Linked DNA regions of Homo sapiens: region 1 is linked to region 2. A link is an interaction called in ENCODE POLR2A ChIA-PET data of the cell type or tissue named here. Cell type or tissue: K562. All regions are shown on one strand.

The links. Peaks named below come from ENCODE experiments on the same cell type or tissue, not always from the same donor. Only the 100,000 strongest peaks of a DNase experiment are listed, where the experiment ranks them.
Region 1: POLR2A ChIA-PET joins it to region 2 with 10 read pairs; 16 of 35 experiments call an interaction of 5 or more read pairs at or near these places.

What each region holds. Positions count from the first base shown.
Region 1 is chr22:23,162,245-23,167,244 of GRCh38, reverse strand. It overlaps RAB36 (RAB36, member RAS oncogene family), which reads right to left. Exons shown (of 11, transcript NM_004914.5): 11 at 1,582-5,000. It also overlaps a transcript of RSPH14 not described here. Among named protein-coding and RNA genes, the nearest start is that of BCR, 16 kb to the left of the region's middle. RefSeq lists an enhancer at 90-591. In K562, no CTCF peak of the experiment used is centred here; a DNase peak (open chromatin) is centred at 2,993; H3K27me3 peaks cover 3,880 bases.
Region 2 is chr22:23,279,688-23,284,687 of GRCh38, reverse strand. It overlaps BCR (BCR activator of RhoGEF and GTPase), which reads right to left. Exons shown (of 23, transcript NM_004327.4): 9 at 590-711. Among named protein-coding and RNA genes, the nearest start is that of LINC02556, 44 kb to the left of the region's middle. RefSeq lists silencers at 2,594-2,643, 4,625-4,932 and an enhancer at 3,034-3,143. In K562, a CTCF peak has its summit at 2,724 (motif pointing right); DNase peaks (open chromatin) are centred at 2,717, 3,867, 4,597, 4,967 and 5 weaker places.

The DNA.
Region 1 (5,000 bases), 120 kb after region 2:
ACTCCTTTTGGGGTTCGACCCTGGGTGGCAGTGTGCTGGGGCAACTGACTGAGAGACATTGAGCCCCAGGGGTGAGGGCACCTGCAGCAGATTCCCACTGGGATTAGACTCCAAGTGGGGTTGGCAGCAGAGGCAGGGGAGGGACCAGGAGTTCAGAGGAGGAGGAGGTGCTCAGGTGTGTCCCATCTCTTCAGCTGTCTGCACCTCAGTCTCCCCACCTGTCAGGCGGGGACAGGGCGGGGGTGGTAGTGAGCCCACAGCATTGCTGTGGTTAAACGAGCTTCCAGAGCACCTCACTGCATACGGGGCTGGCACAAAGAGCGTGCTCCATAAATGTGGCCTCTTGCTACTCCCCCAGGAGGCACCCCACTCCTGGATGACTTCTGCTTTGGGGAACAGTGGGTCAGAATTTCCACTGCAAGTGGGTTCCAGTGGGTGGTGGGTGGTGGTGCCTGCTGGGGTCAGGGGTGACCTGGGCTCTGGCCTCGCCCTCTTGGGATCCAAGGTGTAGAGCACCAGTTAACAACATCGTGTGAGGCTGCACTGTGAGACTAGCCGTGCACTCATTCCAAGGCTTACTTAGTAGGCTGGTGCTGGGGATGCAGCAGTGAACAAGGCAGACCACCAAGGCCACCAGGACGGTAAGGGAATTGTAAAGAGACCAGGATAGGGATCAAGGGCAACCTGACCCAGCTGGAGAGGCTAAAGCAGGCTTTCTTGAGGAAGCACCTCTATGCTGAGTTCATTGGCAAAGGTCAGGGTAAGGAGCTGTTGCTTAGGGAGAAAGCCCTTGCTTTGCCTCAGGACAAAAAAGGAGCAGACATTGGGACACAGCCCTTCATCTTACTCTCTCCCTTAGTTCCCTATATTGCACCCCACCCCCCCATATTGGCCCCCAATGCATCAGACCTCCAGTTCTTCACACCCTTATGAAATCCCCTCCCACACTGACTCTGGACTTTGGACATTTGGCCAAAATGCCCCATTTTGGCCAAATATAGCAAGTGTGATGTAAACAGAGGCTTGATAAGCACTTACACATTGGGGCTTGTCTCTGGAAACACTCCTTTTTTTTTTTTTTTTTTTTTTTTTTTTTTAAAAGACAGAGTCTCACTCCGTCACCCAGGCTGGAATGCAGTGGCAAGATCTCGGCTCACTGCAACTTCCACCTCCCAGGTTCAAGTGATTCTCCTGCCTCAGCCTCCCAAGTAGCTGGGACTACAGGTGCGTGCCACCATGCCTGGCTAATTTTTTGTATTTTTAGTAGAGACAGGGTTTCACCATGTTAGCCAGGATGGTCTCTATCTCCTGACCTCGTGATCCGCCCGCCTTGGCCTCCCAAAGTGCTGGGATTACAGGCATGAGCCACTGTGCCCAGCCTGGAAACAGTCCTTTTTAGAAACCAGCCACCACACTGTGAGGAAGCCCAAGCTGCCATGTGGCAAGGCCCTGCCAAGCATTCAGGTAGAGCCACACCACCTGCCACTCATATGAGGGAGGCCATTTTGGACTCTGGGAGAGTCATCCTAGTGGCCCAGCTACCAAGCAGGGAGCGGAAGAATAGCTGGTCAAATCATAGAATCATGAGAAATAATACATGCTTGTTGCTTTAAGCAATGAAGTTTTGGAGTGATTTGTTACATAGTACTAAATAGCACAAACATTTTTCTGCCCGAAGTCCAATTCTTTCCTGTGCCCAGAGCCTCTCTAGCTGGCATGAAGTGTCCTTCCCGAGACCTGTTCAGTTCTGCCCTGAAACTTTCTGTGGCTGGCTCCTACCAAGCTCTTCCCAAGATCAGAACATATCCTCCAGCCCCAAACCGCCTTCACTGGCTGATGCCCTGTGAGGGTCTCTGGGTCAGACAGGACTGGGGTTTGCAAGTGAGGGATGAGGCACAACTGTCCCTGGCCACCAAGGAGAGCCAAGCACAGGATTGTTCCCCAGGCAGGTGTAAGTTTCGTGTGGTGGCATCTGGGTCAGAGTGCAATCTGTCTGCTGGGAACATGGTCTTGTTTGAGCAACCTTCTTGCTTCCCTGCCTTCTTTACACATCTATTGAGCACCTACTGTGGGCCCTTCCTCCCAGAGGTGCTAGGGGAGACAGTAGAGGTGATGAGGTCACTGTCCTGGCTCTTGGGGTTCCACAGATGGGTGGGGGAGAAAGCCCAGATGTGACCAATCACACTCAAGGTATCAAGTGCTGCGAGAGCTGTGGGGGTGTCCACAGAGGCCTCTCTGGGAGTAGGGGTGTCCCAGCCGTTGGGCACAGAAGAGGGGTCTGGCATCTGCAGACTGCATTGTGACCAGGGATGAAACTGGAGCACAGGGGCCTGTGGGGGTGGGGTGGGCTGGGTGGTGAGGAGCCTCGAAAGCCAGAGCGAGAGCACCCTGGGACCTAGCCCTGGGGAGCCAGGAAGTGACAGGAGAGGACCTGCTTCAGGTACGTGTCTCCAGCAGAAGAGACAGGTGAACGGAAGGACACACAGATGGACAGAGAGCAGGAAAGGGTCCAGGGAAACAGGGAAGAGGAAAAAGGCGTTTCGGCAGCACTTGGACGCGGTCACTGTGGTCATTGCCGCACCTTGGCTGCAGGGGGCTGCTTGCCTGGGCCCACAAGACCAGACCAACAGAAAGTGCCTCTGCCCAGGAAACTTACTGCCCGATGCTGGGAAAGAAGGAAATGTCTTCATTAAATCATCAAAGTGAGGGTGCGCAAACCACCCTGAAGCAATTCTGACCGAGAAGATGCTGCATCAACTTGGGGTGGGGGGACAACTGAGCCCCTTGCGTTTCCGTGGCGACCTTACTCTTCTGTCCTCCCAGGCCAAATATCAAAGTTCGAGAGGCCACAACTATGTCAGTCAGGGTGTGTGGGAATCAGCTGGCACATTGCAGGAGGTAATATGAGGACGATTTAATCAAGGACCATTTACAGAGGTGGGGGTGTACGTGAGGCAGTACAGCTCTAGCTCAGAAGCTGGTAACAGCTGGACACCACACCCACCCCCGCAAACATATCCTGGAGGCCCGAAGGGGCAAGGGAAGGGAGCTGTGGAGAACGACAGTCCACCATGGGCAGGTTCTCCCGTCCTGTGAAGCTTATGCCCAGCAAACCTGGTCTTCCTAATGGACCCCAATGCTGTCTGCCCGACCACAGGCTGCATTTAGTGGACCAGGCTGGGGGCCGCAGTCGGGAGAAGGGCCTTCCTGAGTACGCAAAGCTATAACTACAAGAATGGCCACTGCAGCACCATTGGCAAGAGCTAAAAGCTGGACACAAGCCGGATGGCCCGCGGATGGGGAGGGTCAAATGAACTACAATCCATCCACATGAAAACTGGGCGCTGCTACAGGAAGGAGGCTCCTTGTGTGCCATCAGGGAGAGGCCTTGGCGCCAGCTCCCTAGGAAGGCAGGCTGCCAGGCAGTATGTCCAGAAGGAGCTCACTCTGGTGAAAACAACAAACAAGCCATCAACACTAGCTGTGCAGGCAAAGGCACAGAGTCCAGAAGGAATAGTCCTGACTGTTAGCAGAGCTAACAGTCTTTCCTGCTCTCTGTCCATCTGTGTGTCCTTCCATTCATCCATCTCTTCTGCTGGAGACACTTCAGGGGCGCAGCTAATGTGGCGGGGGGGGGGCTTTCACCTTGTATTTTATATGCTTTGTACTGTCTTTGTTCACACTAAACATACAACCCCTTTAAAAGTCATTTATGGAGGCCGGACGCGGTGGCTCAGGCCTGTAATCCCAGCACTTTGGGAGGCCGAGGCGGGCAGATCACGAGGTCAGATCATCGAGACCATCCTGGCTAACACGGTGAAACCTCTCTCTACTAAAAATATAAAAAATTAGCCCGGCATGGTCACACGTGCCTGTAGTCCCAGCTACTCGGGAGGCTGAGGCAGGAGAATGGCATGAACCCGGAAGGGGAAGCTTGCAGTGAGCCAAGATCGTGCCATTGCACGCCAGCCTGGGTGACAGAGACTCCATCCCGCCGCCCAAAAGAAAACATAAAAATGAATAAAATCATTTATGGCCGGGCATGGTGGCTCACCCTTGTAATCCCAGCACTTCGGGAGGCCGAGGTGGGCAGGTCACCTGAGATCAGGAGTCCGAGAGCAGCCTGACCAACATGGAGAAACCCCATCTCTACTAAAAATACAAAATTAGCCAGGCATGGTGGTGCATGCCTGTAATCCCAGCTACTTGGGAGGCTGAGGCAGGAGAATCGCTTCAACCTGGGAGGCAGAGGTTGCACTGAGCCGAGATTACGCCATTGCACTCCAGCCTGGGCAACAAGGGTGAAACTCCATCTCAAAAAAAAAAAAAAGTCATTTATATAAAAAACTACAAAAAATATGTTGAAGGGGGAATGAATAGAAAAAGATGCCAGTGTTCTTCCCTAACTGGTATTTGGCAATCGCTGAGCTGAACATTTACAGGGCAGCTGCAGTGTGCCAGGCCCTAGGAGAGCAGTACTGATCAGAAGGCTGCCTGCAAGGTGCTCGCCATCTACGGGAAGCAACAGCACGAGACGGGTGGGATGAGTGGGCATAGCCAGGTGACAGGGGCCTGGGGCTGTGGGGCTGGTTCATAGCAGTGAGAAAACCCTGTGGATGAGCATACTGGGCAGAGAGGCTGGGGAATGTGTGGGGTATTTCTGTCTGCTCTGCATGTGCAGGAGGCGGTGTTGGAGACAGGAACATGCTAGACTTGGCAGGGCCTCTGAAGTCCTCTAAAGGTGCATGGACACCATTACAAAGGTCCTAAGAGATGTATAGGCCAATGAGAGAGGGATGGAGAGGCAGCAGTGGGCACAGGCCCAGCATGAGTGCCAGAGGAGGGCAGTGCCATGTTCAAGGGCTGCAGAGTGAGTTACCCTAGGACAGCTGTGCAGTCTGCCTCCCGCAGCACACAGGTAAATGCACTGTCCAGGTGGGCCAGAAAGGCCTGAGTGGTTGTTCTGCACATCCTGGCCCACGGACCAGGAGGGCAGGACC
Region 2 (5,000 bases):
GGGACTACAGATCTAGCTGGCGTCATCCCCTCGCCTGACAGATGGGGGAACTAAGGCTCTCCTCTGAGTTGACTGATTAAACCCACTCAGCAGGGCAACGGCAGGATGCAGGAAAGAGCCCCGTGCTGGTCCTTCCCAGTGTGGCCCTCTTTGCTCCATTCCAACCTGGTGCAACCTGGGTGAACCCAGGGAGGAGGGAGGAGGGGAGTGTGTGCACGCCTATGCCGAGGATAACTCGGAAAGCCACCACCAGGCTCGGGGAGACAAGGAGCAGCCACCACCCAGCACTGCCTGCAGCCCCTGATCTCACGCTTCCCGGATGGGTCCTGAGGTGACCTTTCTGCAATAGTGCCGGAAGCCACGGTCGGGTTTACCCCTCACTACAGGAGTCAAAGCTGGTCACCCTGATGCCCCATGACGTCTCCAGATTGCTAGTGACAATCTTTAACCTGGAGCCTGGCATTGTGCCCAAGTAGAAACGGAATGTAACGAGCTACATCACCACTGACCTCCGCCATGACAAGACCCTCCATGACCTGGAGAGTCAGGGTGGGGTCACTGCTGGGACAGGGGCCACATCGTCACTCACCCTCCGCTCTGCTTCTTGAGCTTGGTGCAGAGAAGCAGGTCGGTGAACAGGAAGACGTGGCGCAGCTTGCGGGCCCCCTCCACCAGCTCCACCATGAAGCTGTCCTTCAGCAGCTGCCGGTGCTGCAGGCACAGGGAAGGCTGGGGTCAGGGCCAGCCTGGGGTGATGGGTGGGGGGTGTTCGGCCCTCCCAGCCCAGCAGGAGCAGGTTGACCCAGAGACATTCTCTCCCTGGGAAGATTTCACTCCCTCCACATCTGACCCTCACACCCACTTTCCAGAACGTTTTGTTCATCTCACTGTCCTGCTAACACATCAGGGCTTATGTGTAACTTCTTTGTTCAACAAATTTCCCAATCCCTCCTGTGTGTTCAGCCTTTGGAAGAGGGTGGGAGGATGGGGGAGAGGGGGAGGTAATGGGTGTGGGTCTGAAGGGGCACACAGCCAAGCAAACAGTCTGCTGTGAAGATGGGTGATGGGGGGACCCTCTTTAAACAGGGAAGCCAGTGCCTCTCTGGGGTGGCAGCTGGAGATCCAGAATTGGCAAGAAGCCAGCCATGCCAGGAGCAGGTATTTCTGTAGAGGGACCATCTCAGGCACAGGCCCCTGTGGTGGGGAGAGATTGGTGCCCGAGGTACAGATGTGGCAGTATGGTCTATGGGTGGAGACAGGCCCAGTGCACTCTGAAAAGTGGCAGCCCTCGAGGTCACAGCAAGGGTTGGGCCTGGTTCTGAAGGCAGCAGGAACTGAGGGTCCCACATGTGGAACTCCTAGTCCTCCCAACTAGACAGGATGGATAGGGTCCCCGGTGTGCACGGGCTGCACCTCTGACACCTGCCTGGACACCTGCGGCCTGAGAAGGGTGCCTTTCTGCATCTTGGTCTGCATCTGAAAGGCAAGGGTCGGTCCTTCTTGCTCAAGGGGCTGCTGAATGGGCATGTCTAGGTAAGTCACCCCTGCCTGGTACCTCACAGGGTTGGGCGCTGTGCCGAGGGTACAGGGACAGGAGGAGAGGCTGTCGCAGCAAGCCTTCCCCACGCTGGGACCAGCGCACTGCACGAGCACATCGCCTGAATTATTTGACCCAATCCCCACAACAGGCTGTAGGCAGGTCCTTAATGAGAAAACAGAGCTTCAGGGAGGTCCACCCTCTGTCCCAGGCAGCGCAGAAAGAGAGGGGTAACATTCACAGGCCTCTACCCTCAGGAGTCCACAACCTCGTGGCAGAGAGGCCAAGTGTTTAGTGGGCACCCAGCCCACCTGGTCTCAGGGAAGGCTCACAGGGAGGACGACGCCCGCCCTGCACTGAGAGTCAGAAGGGTTGGCAGGGGAGGCACATACAACAGAGAGTGTGAAAACCCAGTGTCTCCCCGCAGGCGGTGCACCTGTCCTCATCTCGAGAAGTGATGAGGCCTTGTGCTCTCAGGGAGCCAGGCTGGTCCTGGGGCCAGACCAGGCACCTTGCCCTGCTGTCACCTGCAGCCTGAGGTTCTTCTCGGGGAGCCTCGGTCTCTCTGAACTTTTCCCCCATTCTGGGGCCGGAGGCAACAGAGCTCCCCATTTGCAAGAACAGCCTGGGCCAGTCCTCCGACACTCTCAGAGGTGGAGGCTTCATGTCACCATCATAAGCAGCTTGGCTCACGACAGGCAGCCGGCTCTTGCGAAGGGGAACCAATGAATTACGCAGGGGCTGCTGGTGCCCATAAGTGGAAGGGTAGGAAGGCTGCCGGCGTGCCAAGGCCATGACTCATCGGCACTCACCCACACCCCGCCTGCCGAGGGCAGACGGCTGCCTGGTGACGGCACCCACGGGAAGCAAGAAACAGCATGTGCACCTGGAGAAACATCATGTAGAGCTGGAGCGCTGAAGCCGGGTAACCCAAACTGCTGGGTCTGCAGTGGGGACCAGATCTGGGTAGGGTCCCAGGACACTGAGGTCCTTCGGGAAGGACTGCAGTAGGTCCTCTTGGCAGGGACACAGCAAAGGGCCTCCCGGCCAAGGAGGAGGGGTCTCAGGCGCCTTCCTTCTGGGGCAGTGGCGGGGCTGGATGGCAGCCTTCTCCATACAAAGGCAGTGAGCTTCTCGCCATCACCAGCAGAGGGCACCCCATGCTCAGCTCAGAAACTGCAGACCCAGCCCACTCTGCCTGCGGTCAAGAAACGCAGCTCCCTCTCCAGCAGAGGCTGCCCACAACCCACCTAAGGGGCACCCTCGGCCTTCAGCAAGGCTACTGAGTGTCACACTGGGGACCTGTAGCACCCACATGCCGGCTTGCCACGTTGAGAGGACACACAGGCCTGACTGTGGGGAGGAAGTGGCCCCTCTGGGGTGCGGGCTGCAGGCCCGGGAGGCTCGAACAGTGGACTCGGCGGTTTCTGGGCTACTCTTTTGATGCTGCCACAGACTCCCCAACCCCCCACCCACCTGTGCAACTCTCATCTGAGAGAAGCCCGAAAGCCACAGGCAGCCCAGCATGTCACAGCATCTCAGGCCCCGCTCTGCAGTCCCCGTCACTCGGCCCCTGCCTGCCCTCCCAGCCCACACAGCACCAGCACATGGCTGGGAGGCCCACATGGCGTGGCCTATGTCACTCCCTGCCCAGGAGATGTCCCTCTCGGAAGCGCTCAGCAGCCTGGTCCCCGGCCTGGAGTACAGGACAGTTGGCCTTGAGATCAGCACAGGCTTCCTGCATAGCCCACCCGAGTCGTCCTCCAGGGCACACGGCAAGGGTGGGCCGGGGTCACAATCCTGACTGCATCCCAAAGCCGGCATAAGGCCACGTGGCTGGAAACCACTGTCCCCAAGGCTCAGCATCTCAACTAGGGCAAACAGTCCCAGCTGGAGCTGTGGGACAGAGAGGGCCAGGGCCTCAGTGGCCCCGGGACAGGGACGGTACCACACTTTGGCTCCCCGGGGCCATGGGAGTCTGTGTATGAAAAGGGCACAGGGGAAGATCCTATGTGCTCTGCGTCTGTGTGTCCCTGTGTGTCTCCATGTTTCCAGGTGTGTTCATTCTTGTGTGAGTGTGAGTGCCTGAGCGTGCCCTCGTGCGTGGAACCCCACACAGGCCTGTGGCCTGGGTAGGTGTGTGCCCGTGTGTCTCACTGTGTGCATCTCCATGTTTCTGTGTGTGTGTTCCCATGCAAGGGCATGTCCTGTGCGTGTCAGGCCTGTGTGTGTCCTGGTGCAAGTAACCCCGTGTGGGCATGGGTCCCTGTGTGTGCTTCAGAGCGGGGCAGGGCAGTGGGACAGCAGGCCCCAGTTGGCAGGACAACACTCCCTTTGGGGAGCCCCCCCACATCCCAGGTGGGAAACACCAGTTGGAAGAAACGCCACCTGTCTTCTTGAATAACTAAAATCATCATCCCCACAGGAGCCCGCAGAAAGCAAGGGTGGCCAGGACAGCCTGCATCTTCACTGTCCCGAGCCCACCCTTCTCCTTCTCTGTGACGATGATGCTGGCTATGCTCCTCCATTTCTTGGAGCCTCTGTTTCCTTAAACATGATGGGGTGAGAAAGACCAGTCTGGTGGTATGTTCTGAGGATTAAATGAAACTGCGACCTGCAGGGCCTCACACGGGGCTGTCACCCTTCGCCATGTCCTCTGCAGGTGGGAATGTGACAGTCACAGCTTCCCATGAATCACACCACTCACTCCTCACCAGGACTCTACAAGGCAGGCACCATAACCCTGATTTCTACACACAAGGAAACTGAGGCCCTGTGAGGTCACATTATGTGCCCTGTCTTCTGAGGAGGGGGTCGCATCAGGCTGGTGGGAGTGAGGAGGGGCACCTCCTTGCTAAGGGGACTTCCCCCAGGCCAGCTGCCTCCTCCAGCTGTTGCCAGTGCAACATCACCCCCAACCCCAGGCACAGCCTATCCAGGGCCTTCCCAGGAAGGCCAGTCTGGAAGAAGCATACTGTTAGGGCTGAAAGTTTCTGTCCCCCTCAGAATTTATGCTGAGGCCCTAACTCCAATGGGCTGGTATCTGGAGGTGGGGCCTTTGCGAGGTGAGTAGGTGTAGATGAGGTCATGCGGTGGAATCCATGTGATGGGATGAGTGTCCTCATAAGAAGGAAAAAAAGAGAGGTCCTTTTCTCTCTCCATGTCCACTCCCAGGAAGGCCATGTGAGGGTACAGTGGGAGGGTGGCCGTGCTTCTCACTGCCCTCATCAGAACCTGACCCTGCTGGCACCCTGCCGGATCTCCAGCCTCCACCACTGTGAGAGGTAAAGGCCTGTGTGTGAGCCTCTCAGCAGATGATACTTTGTTACAGCAGCCTGAACCGACTACGACATGCTCCAGGAATCAGAGACCATGGCTCCATGGAGATGCTGGAAAACTTCCCCAGGTACACGAACTACAGTCTGATCATCAACAAATCAGCAGGGCCTTGACTGGTGAGACA